Linked DNA regions of Mus musculus: region 2 is linked to region 1. The links are chromatin loops, found by intact Hi-C in ENCODE. Cell type or tissue: gastrocnemius. All regions are shown on one strand. Each heading gives the region's core, and the rest is flanking DNA. Links, peaks and the distances in the headings are about the cores only.

What was found. Peaks named below come from ENCODE experiments on the same cell type or tissue, not always from the same donor. Only the 100,000 strongest peaks of a DNase experiment are listed, where the experiment ranks them.
Region 2: it touches region 1 in a loop (2.1-fold over the local background); 1 of 42 quality-filtered maps calls a loop at or near these places.

Annotation. Positions count from the first base shown.
Region 1 is chr5:74,146,285-74,149,208 of GRCm38, reverse strand. No RefSeq gene overlaps it. Among named protein-coding and RNA genes, the nearest start is that of Gm32002, 14 kb to the left of the region's middle. In gastrocnemius, for the core only: no CTCF peak of the experiment used is centred there; no DNase peak of the experiment used is centred there; H3K4me3 peaks cover 413 bases; H3K27ac peaks cover 1,292 bases.
Region 2 is chr5:74,098,506-74,101,429 of GRCm38, reverse strand. No RefSeq gene overlaps it. Among named protein-coding and RNA genes, the nearest start is that of Snora26, 6.4 kb to the right of the region's middle. In gastrocnemius, for the core only: no CTCF peak of the experiment used is centred there; a DNase peak (open chromatin) is centred at 1,724.

The DNA.
Region 1 (2,924 bases), core at 315-2,814:
ATGTTCTGGAGTAGCTTCCATAGGATTTCTGTGATTGTGAAGCAGGTGTGGGAGTGAGTGGATCAGGGGTCTAGGAGTTGCCTCCAGTGTGCGTGTGTGTCTGAGGCAGGGTCCCATGATATAACCCCAGCTGGCTTCAAACTCACAGAGATCTGCCTCCCTCTGCCTCCTTAGTGCAGGGACTAAAGTGTTCCACCACCACGCTTGACTCCAGACACAGTTTAACTGAAACGAGAGGTTTCGGTTTGATTGTGTCATGTTCCCCATCAGCTTAAGAGTCTGAACACTTGATTCCCCCAGATGGTTAGCACCATTTTGAGAGGTCGTGGAACCTTTGTTTTGGTAGGGGGTTCCAGCTGGAGAAAGTGGGAAGTAGGTCATGCAGATTGGTGGTCCTTCTAGACCCTGCTCCCTGACTTCTGTCTCTATGCCTCCAGCTATCCCAGGCCTTCTCCAGGATGTATTGTATCCCCTGCACGGAATGCCGCAACAAATCATTCCTTACATTGTTCCTGCCAGGTGTTCTGTCACGGATACAGGGATCACGAAGAAGTAAGTGGGTGTGCCTACCAGACACTCACATAGGTCATCTAAGAGGCAGTCAGGTAGATGACAAATCTCCTGGACTCCGAGACAGGGTTCGAATGAAGTCATAGCTCCAGTCATCACTGGCACAGACGAGGCTGTTTTAAGTCTATGAGGCTCAGTCCCCTCAGGTTGCTATGGTAAATGCCTCACAGACGATCATAAACCACATAATGCCGTTTTTTCACATAGTCGACAATGGAAGTTCGAGATTAGGGCACCAGCAGATGCAATGCTTGCTGCCTTCACTGACATCTTTCCATGACTTCATGACAACCAGCAGAAAGGAGCTGGAGAACCAGTGATGTGGAGAAGGGTTGGGACCTTTATTCCCCATAGGTGGTGATGGAGCCCCTACAGGCAGAGCCTAGGCTAGGGGTCACGCAGACCCCATACCTGGAAGGGATTAATGCTGACCTTGCAGCGTTAATTTTTCCTGCAAGGAAGAGTAGTTACTTAAAAGGGGCCCTCTTAGGTCTTTTGCTTTCTGTCTCATCGTATGATTTCTTCTTCACAAGCTGCCACTGTAGAGATGCTGGTATCACACACTGTTAAGACGGGACTTCACATAGCTTGTGGATACTGGCATGCAGCAAGTGTAGTAAGAGTCTGCAAATGACTCCTGGCTGTCTGATGTCCTACTGGACTCTGAGCTGCCCGTGAGCCCGTGCCACCTTCTCTCTGGCTTTCACGTGACTTTGCTTGTCTGGTGCAGCTATAGCTCAGAACTGCTGAGAGGAGTGACTAGGTTTCACATGACAAGAGAAATGGCACGGCGGATGCCTGAAGGATACACAGCTCTCGAAAGAACTCTCGGCGTACGTGGGCCCTTCCCAGGGTCAAGAATTTGAAGTAGTTGCCCCATCATCTATTCCTGAACACTGGTGGAGTTTTGCACTAAAAATAGCTAGTCTAAAAATAAAAATTCCAGGACTAATCTGAGATTTGTCAACTGAACTGACGTCTACTTCTACATATTTGGACACATCAGTCCAGGCACTCAGACCTTTGGAGACATCTGAAACCTTGGTTTCATCTGGCATTATATACAGTCCTTAAGATGATACGTGGTTTTGTGTGGACATAATCAGGCAGTGTGTGAAGGGTTTGTTTGAAATAAAGCCTTTGTGCACAGAGTTCTGGTCTAGTTACCATACTGACACTGAATGAAAAACCTCAGAACATGAGCCACGAGAAGCCAGGAGTGTCTGCCATATCACAGTTAGCTCATTGCCAAGCAATTATGCTATTTTGATTTTGCAAGTAATTACAAGCCCCCATCCCAGTATTCTTGTTTGTTTGTTTTTTTTTTTTCTTTTCTTTTCCTTTTTAAAGAAATGGTCTCATTCTATAGCTGCCTTAGAACTTGCTATGTAGCTCAGGTTGGCCTTAGATTCATGATTCTTCTGCCTTGGTTTCCTAACTGTTGATGTCACAGGTGGATACCTCTGTACAGCCTCCTAAGTCCTTCCCCAGAGCTGATGTATACACTTCTGGGTTCTTACCAAGCCTCAGGGTGCATTCAGCTTGCCTCTCGATACCTCTGGTTTGAGCTGCTCTAACTCATTTTGAGTTGGTGGATTCAGTGCATCGCCATGGCTCACTGGAAATTAAGCCCAGAGAACCAATCAGCTTTCCTAACAACCTGTGTGATTTCTGATTGGTCACACACCATTCAATTCAGCTTCCTTTATTTTTATGAGGTATCATGATGAATGGGTGGGCTGGTCTTTTATTCAACCTCTTTATGCCCTTAGGAGTATTTAGCAACTTGACATCCCAGGCTTATACATAACTATTGTGTATAAAATGCTACTCCATTCAAGCAAAGCAAACTTCTTCGCAGCTGATCCCCAAATTTTTCTCTAGCACAGTAATAATGTAGGTGTGTCCAGGTGACTTTCCACACTGCTCTCATTCTGGTGTAAATGGAAATGTTCTGAGGTAGTTTGTCAGTTGACCAGCCTTTGGCCTCTCCTCTGTGGAGCTCTGCACGCTTCTGTAGGTCTTGGAGGTTTGAGGAATTCTAACTCAGTAAAGAAGCTCCTTTGCTGCTGACCCTTACAGATGTTATTATATCATTTAACTAAATCACACGGCTATCAAAAGGAAAGCAAAGTGCATGTCACTGGTGCTAGGTGGGGTAACAGTGATGGTTTGAATAGGAATGGCTCCCATAGTCTCATGTGTTTGAATGCTTGGCCCATACGGAGTGGCACTGTTAGGAGGTGTGGCCTTGTTGGAGGAAGTGTGTCACTGTGGGGGCAGGCTTCAAGGTCTCCTATGCATAAACTGTGACCAGTGTGGTAGACAGTCTCCTCCTGCTGCCTTCAGATCAA
Region 2 (2,924 bases), core at 268-2,767, 48 kb after region 1:
TATTAGTTTATTTAGTGTGTGTAAGCCTGCGTGCATATACAGGTGTGTGCTTGTCCAGCACAGAGTAAGTGTGAAGGTCCAAGGACAACTTCCAGACGTCGGTTTTCCCCCTCTACCACGTGGGTCCCCGGGATCAGGTCGTCACGCTTGGCACCGAGTGCCTTACCTGCGGAGTCATCTCATCGCCCTTTTTGACATTCTCACTTTGAAGTGCTCACCGTGTGTCTCACTCTGACCTCAGATTTGAGATCTTTCTTCTTCAGGCAGGTTTCAAGCGCACACCACTGAATCAGCACATCCACACTACGAAAGCATTACAGAGCCAGGCAAGACAGTTCACACCTGCCACCCTCGCACCGAGGAAGCCAAGGCAGGGTCACTGAGAGTTTGACGCCCACCTGGGACACAATGTGAGACACTGTCTTGAAGAGAGAAAAGCTTTGCAGTGTGGAGGGACAAGGTCTGAATCATTATGATGTTAATAAAGAAGGGGAGGCAGGGAGGGATCATGGGAGTGATGGATATGTTTAAGGCATTGATCATGTTGATAGTCTGAAAAGTATTAAGTTACCTCCAAATCTATCATGTTTGAAAGGTTGAATATATAAGAATTTAGTGTACCTATGCTTCAATAAATGGATTTATGCTTATGGGTCAGGAGAGATGGCTCAGTGGTTCAGAGCATATAGCACTCTTCCAGAAGACCCAGGTCAGTTCCCAGCACCCATGTCAGGGGTACACAAGCTCTCGGAACTCCAGCTCCAGGGATCAAACACCCTCCTGGTTTGGCTTCCAAGGGCACCACATCCACACGGCATACATACACACAGTCGACATACACACACACTAAATTAAAAATAAAACCCCACATACTTATAATAATCTGCCTCATCAAGTGGATGTCTACTCTGAAAACTTCAAAAGGAGTAAATGTTTACTGTGCAATTACATAGTTAAGTCACAAATAAGTTTGCAGAGAAAAGGCCATACAGCAAAGGATATACCATGCATTTCCACTTATACCAAATTCTGGAATTGGCATTCGTAGCCCATAGTGGGGCTGACAATCACGTGACTCACTCTGAGCAGGTGGGAATGGGAGGGGCTGTGAAGGACTCTGTAGGGTGGCAGGGTGCTATATATATTTGATAAGAAATTCTGGTTTCACAAGTGAACGAATATTCAAAATTTGCCATGCTAACAATTTGTGAATGTTCTGTGCATTTTACATCAAAAGAGACCTCCCACTGGGTTCTAGTTAAAAAAGAAAAAGTACATGCAGAAACAAGTATTTACAAGACTTAGCAGGCATTGCTAGCAGCAATTTACTTTGAAATGCAAGTGTTAAGATGGATAGAGGGAGGGGTGGACATTATCAAATAACCAGTCTTATGAAAGTATTGGCAACAGAATGTATGTGGTCAGTTTAAGGAATTTAACTTTATTTAAAATTTGTCAAATACTCAAGATGCTCCATAGTCGTTAAATGGCAGGAAGACACAAAACATTCAGGAAAAAAGAGCTTTAGCAAATGTCTCACAGGGTTATTTCTGAGTAGCTGCTGAGTAGCTGCTAAGCAGAGAAGAAGGGGCTCAGCGGGCAAGGATGGTAGTGCTATCTGTATAGAGAAGCATCAACAGACACAAATCGTCCTGGCTGTGAGTATATGCTCAGCAGAAAACACCCTTGCTGCCAAGCCCGATGGCCTGACTCCATCCCCAGAACTCACAGGGTAGAAGTATAGAGCTGCCTCCCTGGGGTTGCCCTCTGACCTGCACATAAGCATCGTGCCACAACCACCCCCCTCCCAGAAGTAAATGGTGGTTGGTTTGTATGTATGTTTGTTTTTTAAAGTCATCCTCAGCTACATGATGCATTCCAAGCCAGCATGGACTATATCTGACATAGTCTCAAACTAAACGAGTGAGCAAAACAAGTGTTCAACTTAATTACCATAGAGATGCAAATTAAAAACATAGGCAACTCGATTATCACCCACCAAAATGGAAAAAAAAATGCTGATTGAACTGCAACTCCCATATGTTGCTAACGAGAGTGTAAAAAACACAAACACTTTGGAAAACATTAAACATATCAGTGTGAGCATGGCCATAACCTTGATCCAAGACTTCTGTCTGTTGGCATCCAACCAAGAGATGTGCGCACCATGTCTCATGCTTCTAACGATGTCATCACGACGGCCACAGAAGCAATGTTCTAATAGCTTCAAAATGTAAACAACTCCAATTACTGTCAACATTTATCTGGATACACGTAATTCCATTACTGTATTCACATAATGGAATGCATTCTCATGACCAAACTACAAAGAATATGGGTGAACCTCGAAATATCGAGATAAAGAAACCAGAAACAAAAATGCGGGTTGACGTGTCTTGACCCATGTAAACACAAGGTTAGTACTCTACCCACAGAAAACAGGGTGTGGCCCCCAGGGTAAAGGACAGTGGCTAAGGATCTGAGGGGAAATGGTCCAGGCTGATTATGTTCGATCCTGAGTGTGATTTGTTTGTGAAACTTCAATACTGGCTTCATTAATTTTCTGTGTATTTACCTGTCATCTGTTACAGTAGAATAAAGTGTCTGCAGGAACCTATAAGCAACAAGGCATCGCAGAATTTGACATTTGAGAGGCTCAGATCAGATTTAAGAGATGTGATCAGATTTGCATTAATGAGATTAGTGCAGGAGAAGCAGAGCCAGGCTGCTTGCATGAGTAATCCTGGGGTGGATGTAAAGCAAGAGCGACCAGGAAGAAAAGGAAGACTAGGGTAGGCCAGGAGACAGTCCGCATGATGGGACTTGTCTTACTGTCTTTTGAGTTCTTTCTTGAAAAATGTGAATAACTCTATGTTGGGTGCTATTTTAATGACTTAATGTTTAGTTGTAATTGTCTATATCTG